2 separate regions of the Homo sapiens genome follow, and region 1 is linked to region 2. Evidence: chromatin contacts called from ENCODE Hi-C data. All regions are on one chromosome and are shown on one strand. The core of a region is the stretch at or near the end of the contact, and the rest is flanking DNA. Distances in the headings are between cores, read along the strand shown.

The links. Hi-C counts contacts between places; a loop is a spot of excess contacts on that map. Pooled maps may share reads with other maps.
Region 1: a map with no recorded cell type shows a loop between it and region 2 (12-fold over the local background). The contact joins two enhancer-like sites. A Hi-C loop is called at or near these places in 6 of 37 single-sample maps with no recorded cell type and 9 of 50 pooled maps.

The regions. Positions count from the first base shown.
Region 1 is chr13:41,911,523-41,918,603 of GRCh38, reverse strand. It overlaps VWA8 (von Willebrand factor A domain containing 8), which reads left to right. Exons shown (of 45, transcript NM_015058.2): 3 at 6,436-6,566. Among named protein-coding and RNA genes, the nearest start is that of VWA8, 46 kb to the left of the region's middle. RefSeq lists enhancers at 600-719, 1,829-1,908. Within about 2 kb of position 1,848, at least 6 of the 41 ENCODE cell types and tissues checked have a DNase peak (open chromatin) inside an H3K27ac peak, as active enhancers do.
Region 2 is chr13:41,807,462-41,814,340 of GRCh38, reverse strand. VWA8 (von Willebrand factor A domain containing 8) reads left to right here. Exons shown (of 45, transcript NM_015058.2): 17 at 3,001-3,116. It also overlaps the pseudogene RN7SL515P. Among named protein-coding and RNA genes, the nearest start is that of VWA8, 150 kb to the left of the region's middle. RefSeq lists an enhancer at 1,380-1,429. Within about 2 kb of position 2,625, at least 2 of the 41 ENCODE cell types and tissues checked have a DNase peak (open chromatin) inside an H3K27ac peak, as active enhancers do.

The DNA.
Region 1 (7,081 bases), core at 599-3,098, 110 kb before region 2:
TCAGAAATCAAAACAATATAAAAAGATATACATTGAGAAATTATATATTCACCCCTATTTTCATTCATGTTAATTCTCACAGTATTAGTTTCAGGGGAATCTGTCTTGCATTTTTCTATACAAACACAAGCAAATATACATGTATACTCTTATTTTTGTACCCTTACACAAAAAGTGAACAACATGACACTTAGTCATTGAATATGGATATGTATAATTATTTCATACATATTGATGAATTTTTCCAATTTTAAGAAAAGCTGAATATCTTCTCTGTGCTGAGCACTGTGCTGGCCAGTGCTGTAGATTTAGTTTTGATAACAGCTATATTGGATCATAGAAACATCAGCCCACTTTATAAATGATTGGCTTTATATAAGCTACGTAAGCTGATGTTTTATATATGTATTTTTCTTTTGATGTCTTCAAAGAACCTTATTTTATTCATCTTTGTATTCTTGGTGCTGAGCATATAGTAGGTCCTTAATAAATATAGCTGTGTGAATAAATTAATTTTTTAGTTCAGTTAGTTCGTGTTGTAAATAATGAGGACTTTGGTGCTAAATATTTTCACCCTTCATGTCCATTATATCTAACTACAGAATGTTACATGGTAAATAGGGGAAAGTTTAGCAGATGAGCACGTAGTTGCAGTGAGGAGGTTAGTCATGCTTCCTTTGAAATCTTGTGTTGTGATGTGGTAGAAAAATCAAATTCAGGGGCATGTTATGGGCCTAGATGTAGATTCTTTCTGAGCTATTTTGTGGGGTGATGAAATGGTAATGAAATGTCAAGTGAAAGTACTCTAACATAGGCTTTACCAGTGAGGATGTAGTAAGTACTGGGTTCCTTTCTCCCTTATTCTTCAGATTTGCCTCTAGGCCCAGCAGGTAATTTGAGTGTAAACTCAGGAGCCTATTCATATCCACCAAATCCACACTATACAGCCTGGTGTCCAGGGTACACAGCAGAGATAGGAGTTTGCAGGTGAGGATGAGACTTGAATAATTCTCCCGTACCTGGTTCTCATTGGCTGAGGGACTGGGCATGGTGCTTTACCTATAATCCTCACAAACCATACTCAATAAGTATTATTATCTTTATTTTGAAAATAAGGAAACTACAAATCTGCGTGTTCTGCACATGTATCTCAGAACTTAAAGTATAATTTAAAAAATTTAAAAAAGAAAATAAGGAAACAGACCTGAAAGAGTCAAAATGCTTGTCTAAGGACATGGATAAAAGACAGGATGAAAAATCACAGTAGGTCTGTCTGGCTTCAAAGACTTTTTTTTTTCCTCCATTATATTATGCTGCTTTTTGGGATACTAAGAAAACATCAACAGTTTTGAAGGATTTATTATAATAGAATCTGACCTATGCTTAATTTTCTAGAATTTTAATTTTAACTTTTATATGTATGAAAATTTGAGTTCATGAAGGGAGAAAATTATAATTTAGATAACTATGATAAAATTACTTTAAAGCCTTTGAATATGGCTGGGCAAAAAATAGTACATATTTTTTGAAAACAAATATTGGTTAGGAATTGAATCAGGGATTTAGGCCAGTATGAACTACATGTTTTTATCTTTACATAGAAAAGGAATCTTAGAATATAGGATCAAGCTCTTTGGGATTATTTTGACATCGGTTTATTATTATGTGGACTCCTGGAAGGTAGCATTTTGTGCCTGAAAACATTGAAGTTGGGGATTTCTCTCGTGTACTGTGCTATGTTTATATTAGGTTATGCATGGCAGTTTGGCACTTTGTTTTGCAGATGTTCGTAATGTACAGTCTTGAATCTTGTTTCTATTTCTGGCGTGCTTTTAAGTATGACTCATGTTTTCTTGAGGCCATTCTAAAAATACAGCTAGTTTCAAGCATTAATGTAAAATATACCACAGATACCACATAGCACTGCATGATGCTTTCTTTCAGTAGTTTAGTGCAATTTCCTGACAAATTAAATATAGACATGCTTTTTGGTAAAATACGCTATACTAAAACATGAATAAGTGAAAGTTGGATTTTCTTTGAGAAGTAGATCCTCTGATAACATAATATTCATTACAAAATAACTTTGAAATTTTAATAAAAGGAATAAAACATACCATTGATACCACCAAAAAGAAGTAGAACTAATGGCTGGAACAGCAAGTCTGCTAAATTTGATGTAGCCCTGAGAGGTCCACACTTGTAGGGAAAGTCTTGCACCTGAAGCTGGACACCTGTTGAAAAGCTTTTGGAGGGACTGTAGAACATAATGACTGAAATACAAGTTTTGGACTTAAACAACTTAGGTATAAATCTTGGTTTATGGACTTAGCAGCTATAGACAAATGATACTACATTTCCAATTTTGATTTTCTTATTGTAAAATGGGAGTAATGAGTATTTAACAAACACAGCATTTACTGTTATTAGACACTGTTCTAAGTGCTTAATATAATCCTCATAACAACTTTATAAGTAAGTACAATTGTATCTATTATACAGATGAGGAAACTGAGCAGAGAGGTTAAATAACTTGATTAAGGTTACATAGCTAGTAAATAGTAGAGTTGGAATTTGAACCCAGCCAATCTGTCTTGAATCTGTGTCTTTATACAATAGGTCTGCTGCTTTCTAGAATTGTTATGAGATCCTATGTGAAAAATCGTTTGTATGTTTACCTGGTACCTGATAGGAATGCAATAAATTATAGCCATTATTAGTATTGTTATTGAGGGAGAATAAAAGCAGGGAAAATGTATTTTCTTTGTGAAGGTATGCCATAGACTACAAGGCCAGCCATGGGATTCAGAAGTAGCTTATATGTATTAAGAAACTTATGTAAAATTGGAATGTGATGATGAGAGCCTTAGATATCCTGACAACTCCTACAGACTTACTCTAAAGGTAGAACTTATTCTCTACTGATTTCCTCGCTAAAAGTTTTATCTTTCAGAAGGTAAAGGAAATAGAGAGAAACTCTTTCTCTGGGCTTAATTGTGACAAACTCATTAGTGGTGTGCAGGCAACAGAGGCCTTGAGAAAAAATAATGACTACACAATATTTCTCAACTATGGTGCCATTGACATACTGGGCAGGATGAGACCATCTTGGTCATTGCATTTACCATCACAAAATATCAGTGGTGTACCAAATTATTTCTCATTTCCCAAAGCTTTACAACAACCCAAAGTACTCCCAGACATTTTCCAAATGCCTCCTGGCAGGCCTAGAATGGTAGCAGTATGGTCACCAGTTGAGAACCACTGCTGAGTGCTAAGAATAAAGGAAGGACTGAGACTAGTCAGATGTGCCTTAAGGCAGTGTTTCTCAGTACATGTGCATCATGCTGAAGTGGAAGACACTCCCAGGAGCATAAACATGATTATACATAATTCCCAGGGCTCTAGCTTTAAATAACTCCATGCTTTTCTCTTCTACTTAAGAAAGTACACTGCTGTACAAATGTCTCTATTATGGCTATAACCTCAATTCTGCTCCAGTTTGCTTCAAAAAATGAAAAGATAAGTTATTCCTAAACATCAGCACTTTATTATACAGACAATTTATGAGGGGCAGGCCTCACATTTGATTAGGAACTGCTACCTTAGATTTTAAAAAATCTTGAAAATGATTATGGTTCCAAGGTCAAAACATTCAAAACAAACTGGAAGTATAGAACTAAATTGAGACTCCATAATTATAAACAGTTACCAATAGTCATAAATAATAAAAGGTGGGAGGAAGTTAAAGAAACCAACTTGGCTTGAACTTCTAGAACTTTACAAATTTTGGATTTTAAATTATCAAGTCCAGATAATGGAAGGTCAGGCACATTGCCAAAGTTGAATACAAAGTGACACAAAACTGTGAGAGTACTATAGAGAATGCCTGTGGCCAAATTAAGCTGAGATTTATGAAAATGTAAAGAAAAAACCCAAAGTGTTTTTAAGTTTTTAATTATATGTTTGATATCAGAGTAGGAAGAGGTAATAGATTTACAGCATAGAGAACATTGTGTAGTTTTACTAATAAAGAAGTTAAGGTGTCTTAACTCTTATTTTGTTTCATCCTTAAACAGCAAGGAGGCTGACTTGTCTTGAAGCAAGAAAGAATAGACTGTATATTATAAAGATTGATTTAAGCTTCAAGTAGAAAAGAAAATAGGTAAAAGGGCATGTGATAGTTATAAATAAGATTAACTCTCTAGACTCAGGCCAGTTGCATGCTAGCATCATGAAACTACCTAATAGATTGCTAAAAAGTATAGGTTCTTAGAGCAGTATTTTTCAATCTACTTTTCTTTATTACTCTCCTGCGGATATTTTCTCCCTGTTATTATTCCTTCCTAACCCCAAGAAACTTGAATACCATAGATATGTTATATATCTGCTTATGTACTGTGTCCTTTTAGAGATGGAGTCTCACTTTGTCGCCCAGGCTGGAGTGCAGTGGCGTGATCTTAGCTCACTGCAACCTCTGCCTCCCCTGTTCAAGTGATTCTTCAGCCTCAGCCTCCTGAGTAGCTGGGACTACAGGCTTCGCCATGTGGGCCAGGCTGGTCTTGAACTTCTGACCTCAGGTGATCCACCTGCCTCGGCCTCCCAAAGTGCTGGGATTACAGGCGTGAGCCACCATGCCTGGCCGAGGACCACAAACTATTGTAACATCTAAACATTTTTTTCAAGTCCCCCTTCCAGGAACCAACTTTTATCCCGCTAGGGATGCATGTCTTAGGGATTTTATCCTGCTAGGGATGAATGTCTTAGAGGATTTGTAAAAACAAGAGAGAAACCAAACAGTTCTACTTGAAGTAATGAGTCTCAGACATATGGGCATTTGTTTTGGGGAGATTATAATATGCTTTAGTGTGACTCCAGTGACATGATAAACCAAACAATTTACCCAAAACCTTGTCCTTGATCTTCCTATCAGAATAATGAAAATCAGAAAATTATCTTTTCCAAAGATTAAATGTTTGCTTTCTTTGGGGCAGGGGAGTACAGGAGAGACTATCCTAACAATATTGTGCTGTCAGAGGAGGAGAAGCACTAGAAGCACTAGATATTTAGTCCTAGGCTTTCTTAGTTGGATCTTTGAACTAATCCGTGACCTCAGTGGGGTGATTAAACAAAGTTTAGCACGTGTGGAATATTTGCTACATACAAAAGACATTATGTAATACAGATGTCTGTGTCTGTCTGTATAAAATGCAACATAATAAACACTGTAACCCACATCTAATGTAAAAACTAGAATATTACCAATATCCTTGAAGCTATACATAAGAATCTCTTTGATTCCATGGCCACTCCTTACCCCCAGGTATCCAGTTATCATCAACTTACAATTCCCTTGCTGTTTTGCTTTTTCAAGTACTGTTTTATCACATATATATCTATTTCTAAAGAATTCATTTGCTAGTTTACTGAGATTTATTAAAATGGTATTATACATGATTTATTCTTATTTTTTTTCACTCAATATTATACCTTTAAGGGTTAAGCATATCATTGGAAGTGGGGGTCTTTTATTCTGTTTTTGTTGCTGTATAATATTTCATTCTGTGTATTTATTCATTGTTCTGTCTCCAGTTTTATTTTGGACAGTTCTGCTCTGAGTATTATACATGTCTCTTGATGTACAAGGTTATGAGTTTTTCTTTTATACCCAGGAATGGACTCACTGGGTGATTTACATATGAGCAAAACCAAACTAATTGTATTAATTTAAACATTTTAGAAAATGCTGAGTTAGAAGATGAGCACATTGATGGGGTGATTTAATAGTAGACCTGGAAGGGCGTTGCATGGGGTGGTCTTCTATTCACAAAAGAATTTGGTATAGAAGAATAGACTTAAATAGTTAATTCTAAAGAAGTAGTTTTAAGTCTACATCAAATTTTCTAACCATGATCTTACAACCCATTACCAACTTAAGTTGTAGTATGCTTTTCTCAGATTTTTTAAGACTATGATAATCATTAACTATCTGGGATGATTTGATCATATCTCTCTTTTAGAACAAAAAGATTGGACTATAAAATTGTGATTAATCAAATCAGTTCCTCAAATCATCCTTGAAGATCGCTTTTATTTCGTTAGGAACAGTTATAGGTTATTATTCAAATGTTATGGAAAGCTTTCAAGTAAGGAATATGTAATTCTTTGTGATATTATAAACTTAATCTTGTTTTAGCATCGACAATAATGGTTTTATTGTAAAACTATGTGAAAATTCAGCAGGTGTCTACATGTTTGTCCAGATAAACATATGCATATGTTTATATATATTTATATACATATGTTTATAAATACACAGATAAACACATATTTTATATACGTTATATATATATATAAATATGTCCACATTACTTGGAGATTTATATTATAAGTAATACTTAAATTTGCACTTCATTTTCTCTTTTTTCTTTATAGTTTCAGACTCTCTGGCTCAATCTGTAGTTCAGCATCTAAGATGGATAATGCAGAAGGATCTTTTGGGGCAAGATGTTTTTCTAATAGGACCTCCTGGGCCTCTTCGACGCTCTATTGCTATGCAGTACTTGGTGAGCAGTTAATTCTTGTCAATTTCTAAGGGTCTTAACTTTGTAAGCTATGAAATAAAATAAGATTAAGAATTTATAAAAAATATCAGAATTAGTCATTATTTGAAACAAATGCTGACATCAAAGGGTGATTTGTTTATAAAGTGTTTGGCATAAGTTATTTGGGAGTCAAATGTATAGCTTTAGCAAATTTTCATAGCTGTAGCAAATTTTTACTGTAACTAGAAAGTCCCCCACTTCCAGTAGAAAAGAGATATAAATTCAGGCAATGAGTAGCAGATAGAATCAGCAAGTCTGAAATTACAAAGCAAAACTTGGTATTATACTGCTTAGTGAACATTCCCTTATCTCAGGCTCACATTTTAAAAAGCCAAACAATTCCCTTGACTTTTGGAAGTTATGCAGTCTTTAAAGGAAGCCTAAGGTCTGTAGAGTATCTCTTCTGTGTTATATATCTCCTTGTTTTTTCTTTAAATAGATGAGAAAACAAGTTCACAGAGGTTAAATAACTCACT
Region 2 (6,879 bases), core at 1,376-3,875:
CTAATATCTCCAATCTGCTTTCATGACACTTGACATATATTTGCAAGTTGTATTATATATTGTTGACCTATTGCAGTTGTATTATAATTTACTTTTATTTCCCCAGTTGCTATTTGAGCTCCTTGAGACTAAGTCCCATTTCCCAGCCTGCGGCCTGGCACATAATAGACACTTAAATCTTTGGTGAATTAATGAATAAATTGATTAATTAAAATTTTATTAACAGATTGTCCCTAGAGTTTTCTCTCCTTTAGAACATGCTACATTTTCATTCTTTTATAAAAATGAAGAATAGAAAAATAATGTTTAATAATTTCTGATGAGAACCTTTATGTTTTTAAGCTGAAGTATTACTAATCATGTTAATATGAACAACCCCTTCGAGGTGTACTCTTAAACTGTATAACCATGGTAACTAGGGGAATGTGCTTCATATCTTCACCGCCCCCCTTTTTTTTTGCAAGATAAAACTGCAGTTAGAAATTTGATATAAATGTTAAATACATTAGGAATTTTTAAAGTATACTCTCAATTTTTAATTGATAATAATGTGAGAGCAGAGATTACCAAACCCTTTATTCAACACTTAAATGGCTCAACACAAAGCTTATCTCTCATTTTCTCAACCCTGGTTATTACTGCAAAGCATTTTGGTGCTTTCAACTAGAAGAACTGGAGAATTGGTGTTCAAATATATGAGCATTCCTTATTGATGACTGGAATGAAATGTGAAGCCTGAATTCAGTGTCATGCTTAGAATGAGATTAGAATGTTATACCCTATGGTTTAACAGGACTCTTATAAGAATCCTCTGGTTAGAGTCATTTGTCAAATATTTTTTATGATTAAAATATGAATTTTTCATGGTCCTAGGTATTAAAAATGGGAATTTCTGAGTTATATTTGACTTTTGATATCAGTCACATTGCCTGAATTTTATCCTCAATACATGTTTCTTTCTCATAGCAAGTCAGTTGCCAAGTTTGTTGTATCCTACCTCTCCATTCTTGTTGCCATAACCTTACTGTAGGACTTTTTCCTTTTATAGGCAGATTATTGAAGTAGCTTTCTGTTTCCTGTCTCAGTTCTCTCTGTCCTTCATCCACTTTCTATGCTGCTGCTGATTTAAATTAGGAAGTAGGCTAGTAATAACCTGATTTGAAAATCATGTTACGACTTTACACATAGCAGAATCCTAGTGCCTTTAAGAATAAAGCCAAACCCGTCAGAGTGTCATTCATAGGTCTTTGTTGTTTGAGAGCAAGCCTTCCAGCAGGACCTTCTAGTAAAGCTGGTCTCATTTCCTCATGTTCTACTTGTGGTTCCATTACTTTTGCTTTCATGCCTTTGATGAGAGGATTTCTCATGCCCATTTGAATATTTTAACTGCCTATAACAGCTGTCTACTGTTCCACTTATTTTAGCATTGAAGTATATACTATTTTGAATTGTAATTTATGATTTATTATATTTGAATATTGTCTCCATATCTGGAATGCAAATTAATTGAAAACAAGAATGGACCAATGTCTGCTTGTAATTGAGTTCTTTGAAACTTAGAATGTGTTTTTTAATAGAAGAAAGGATATGTGGTGGTCATGCTTCCAACCTAATTCCCAAAGGAAATATAATACTAATGTTGTAGCTGAGATAGAATACTAACAGCAAACCAATATCTTATGGAGATGTGAAATACACAAGGAAGGATAAATAAATTATTTTTTTCTTCTTTGGGACATACGGAGATGACCTTAGGTGGAACATTAAAACAAGCAAATGTGCAGTGTGTCTTTGACATTCTCCCCTCATCCATTCTGAACCCTTTGTTAATTTCATAGAGTCCTCTTTTCTAGGCCCTTGAGTTCTCAGGGCCACTTTACTGCCCTTATCACCCTCTGTGACATTTCATACTGACCTGCCTTGCCCTCCCAAAGGTCCAGTTGCTTCAAAAGTGCTTCTGTCCTGTGGTTTTCAGTGATAATCACTGTCTTCTAATGCTGCTGATCTAAGTTAGGAATTAGGCCAGTAATAATCTCATTTACTAAATATATGCTAATATGTAGGTCCCATCACCTTTCTCTGCTGGGTTTTTTGTTTTCATTTTGAAGAGGCTGATTTTTAAATAACAGTTGTTGCCATTCGTTGAGCACCCATATGTGTGTGACATGTGCTAAGCACTTTAGAATCATTTTCTAATTTAACCTTCATAACAACCTTAAAGGTGAGGGCATTACTATTGCCATTTTAAAGTTGAGGGAACTGAGCCTTGGAAAGGTTAAGTAATTTGCCAAGGTAACACAGCTAATAAATAGGATACCGACTTATCTGATTCAAAAGCCTATAAACTTTACCATTATGTTATGCTGCCTGCCAAAAGAATTTCAACAAATATTTATTGAGTACTGACCATGTCCTGAGTTCTGTACTAGCAACTCTATTCGTGGAATTTTGGGAAATGTAATATAGCAAAGTGAAAGTATTCTGACAGCATAGGGGAAGGATTCAAAACAGCAAGCTGCAGCACAAGTGACAAATTGGTTGACACCTCTGTGGCCAACAGCCTAAATTGTTTACAACTCTTTTTGGCTATTTTAGAAACCACCGATTTGCTTAAAGCTTTAAACATTTCCGTGGTATCTTAACACCTTGGCTTTGTGTAAGGAGAAAAAGTGAACAGTCAATCATACAGCCTAAGTCCAGTGTGACCTTTGTTATGTAACATCCTTCCCCCATTGCCCCTCCCATCTCCAACTTAGCACAATTAAAATACATTAATTAAATTTAATTGATAAATACTTTAGATTTTTTAAAAACTATCTTCAAGGATGTTTTAAGTGTAAATTGGTTTCTGTTTATTTTGATTTGTAATTAATTAACAGCACATACTTTAAGTTTGGCCTTACCCCTTCAGTAATAATGAATTCTGCTGTGATATCCATCTAAAGGGACTTTAGCAAGTTGAAACAAGACTCTTAACACAATGTATTTGTCTTTTGATAGGCACAATCATTAGCGGCATCACTTTCTACCAGACAACTGTTGCGAATTTCTCGTCGGCTGTCACAGTATCCTAATGAAAATCTTCACAGTGCTGTTACTAAAGCCTGCCTTTCCAGGTAAACATATTCTTTCTCACTGCGTGTAAGTTTCTGGATCTTCACTAAAACTATAAGATAAGTTTAACTGATGGTGCATATTCCCAATTCTTCAAAATATATTGGTCTGAATGTAGAGCTATTTCAGCCTTGCCTTCACTGATTAGAACTTATTTAATACAACATATTATCTTTTAAAATTAATTTTTGGTCCCAGCATCACCAGAAGCAGATGTTGGTACTATGCTTCCTGTACAGCCTGCAGAACCATGAGCCAAAATAAAACCTCTTTTATTTATTAAAAATAAAATAAAATAAAATAAATTTTTATCCTTAATTTGTATGGGTACATGGTCAGTATATATTTATGGGGTACATGAGATACTTTGATACAGGCATAGAATATGTAATAATCACAACAGGGTGAATGCCATATCTATCACCCTAAGCATTTATCATTTCTTTGCATTATGAACGTTCCAATTATACTTTTAGTTACTTAAAAATGAACAATAAATTGTTGACTATAGTCACCTTGTTATGCTATCAAATACTAGATCTTCATTCTATCTATGTTTTTGTACCCATTAACCATTCCCTTCCCCAATTCTCACTACCCTTCCCACCTCTGGTAACCATCCTTCTAGTCTCTCTTTGTGAATTCTATTGTTTTAATTTTTAGCTTTTAGAAATGAGTGAAAACATGTGAAGTTTGTCTTTCTATGCATGGCTTATTTCAGTTTAAATAATGTGCTGTAGTTCCATCCATGTTGTTGCAAATGACAGAACTTCATTCATTCTTTTTTATGGCTGAACAGTACTCTATTGTGTGTGTGTACAACATTATCCATTTGTCTGTTGATGAACACTTAGGTTGCCTCCGAATCTTAGCTATTGTGAATAGTGCTTCAATAAACATGGTAGCACAGACCTCTCTTCAATATATGGATTTTCTTTCTGTTGGGCATATACCGGGCATATACCTAGCCTATACCTAGGATTGGTGTGTCATATGGTTGTTCTAGTTATTTTTTTTTCTTCTTTTTTTGAGGAACTCCATATAGTTCTCTATAGTGGTTATACTAATTTACATTTCCACCCACAGTGTACAAGGGTTCCCTTTTCTTCACTTACTTGCTGGTATTTGTTATTGCCTATCTTTTGGATAAAAGCCATTTTAATTGGGGTGAGGTGATACCTCATTATAGTTTTGATTTGCATTTCTCTAGTCATCAGTGATGTTGAGTACCTTTTCATATACCTGTGTGCCATTTGTATCTCTTCTTTTGAGAAATTTCTATTCAGATCTTTCATGCATTGTATAATCAGATTATTAGGCTTTTTCCTACTGAGTTGTTTAAATTCATATATTTTATCAATCCCTTGTCAGATGGATGATTTGCAAATATTTTTTCCCATTCTGTGGGTTGTCTCTTCACTTCATTGACAATTTCCTTTGCTGCCCAAGAAGCTTTTTAACTCAATGTGATCCTATTTGTCCCATTTTTGCTTTGGTTGCCTATGCTTGTGGGGAATTACTTAAGAAATATTTGTCCTGACCAATGTCTTGGAGAGTTTTTCCAATGCTTTCTTTTAGTAGTTTCATAGTTTGAGGTCTTAGATTTAATTCTTAATCCATTTTGATTTGATTTTTGTATATGGCAAGAGATAGGGTCTACTTTCATTCTTCTGCTTATGGATATCCAGTTTTCCCAGCACCATTTATTGAAGAAACTCTCCTTTCCCCAATGTATGGTCTTGACACATTTGTCAAGAATGAGTTCACTGTAGGTGTATGGATTTGTTTCTGGGTTCTCTATTCTGTTCCATTGGTCTATGTATCTGTTATGCTAGTACTATGCTGTTTTGGTTACATAGCTCTATAGTATAATTTGAAGTCAGGTAATATGATTGGTTCAGTTTTGTTCTTTTTGCTCAAGATGGCTTTGGCTATTCTGGGTCTTTGTGGTTTCATATAAATTTTAGGATTATTTTTCTATTTCTGTAAAGAATGTCATTAATATTTTGATAGGGATTGCATTTAATCTGTAGATTGTTTGTGGTAGTATGGACATTTTAACAGCATTGATTGTTCCAATCCATAAATATGGAATATCTTTCCATTTTTTAGCATCCTCTTCAATTTCCTCCATCAGTGTTTTATAGTTTTCATTGTAGGGGTCTTTCCCTTCTTTGGTTAAGTTTATTCTTATATATATTATTTTATTTGTAGCTGTTGTAAATTGGATTACTTTTTTTATTTCTTTTTCACATTGTTCACTTTTGACATACAGAAGCGCTACTGATTTTTGTATGTTGATTTTGTGTCCTGCAACTTTAATGAATTTGTTGATCAATTCTAATAGGTTTCTGTTGGAGTCTTTAGGTTTTTTTTTCAAGTATAAGCTCATATCATCTGCAAACAAGGATAATGTAATTTTTTCCTTTCCAGTTTGAGTACTTTTCATTTCTCTCTTGTATCCAGTTGCTCTAGGTAGGTTTTCCACTACTGTGTTGGATAACAGAGGTGAAAGTGTGTATCCTTGCCTTGTTTCAGATCTTAGAGGAAAGGCTTCCAGTTTTTCCGATTCAGTATTGATATGGGTTGGATCTGTGTCCCTGCCCAAATCTTGTGTCTAATTCTAATCCCCAGTGTTGGAGGTGGGGCCTGGTGGGAGATGACTGGATCATGGGGGTGGATTTCCCCTTGGTGATGGTCTCATGACAGTGAGTGAGTTCTCATGAGATCTGGTTGTTTAAAAGTTTGTGGTACCTCCCTGCCTCTCTCTCTTTCTCCTGCTCTGACAATGTGAAGTGCTTGTTCCCCCGTTGCCTTCTGCCATGATTTTAAGTTTCCTAAAGCCTCCCCATAAGACAAGAAAATGCCAGCGTCATGTGTCCTGTACAGCACCATGAGCCAATTAAAGTTCTTTTCTTTATGAATTACTCAGTCTCAGATATTTCTTTATAGTCGTACAAAAACGGACTAACACAAGTATGATACTAGCTGTAGGTCTGTCATATATGGCTTTCATTGTGTTGAGGTATGTTCCTTCTATACTCAGTGTTTTTTTAAAAAAGTTTATTTTTATTTTGTTAGTGATTTTAAATATGGAGTCTCACTTTGTTGCCAGGCTGTATAGTTTTTGTCTTGAAGTCTATTTTGTCTGATATAAGTATAGTGACTCCTGTTTTTTGTTTGTTGGTTTGTTTCATTTGACATGGAATATTTTTTTCTGTCCCTTTATTTTCAGTCTATGTATCATCATATGTGAAGTGTGCTTGTTGTAGACAACGGATCGTAGTGCAGTGGCTATTCACAGGCGCGATCTCCCTGCTGATCGACACAGGAGTTTTGACTGGCTCTTTTTCTGACCTGAGCCAGTTCACTCTTCCTTAGGCAACCTGGTGGTTCCCCGCTCCTGGGAGATTACCATATTGATGCTGAACTTAGTGCAGATACCCAGTCAGTATAGTGCATTACAACCCAGAACGCCTGGGCTCGAGCCATTCTCTTGCCTCAGTGTCCTGAGTAGCTGGGACTACAGGCATGCACCACTGTGCCCAGCTATCCTCATCATTTGGAGGGTTTTCATCATGAAGGGATGTTGAATTTTATAAAATTCTTTTTCAGCATCAATTGAAGTGATCACATGGTTTTTGTTTTACCTTCTGTTGATATGATGCATCACATTGACTGATATGCATGTGTTTAACCATGCTGGCATCCCTGGCATAAATCCCGCTTGGTCATGATGAATGATCTTTATAATGTGTTGTTGAG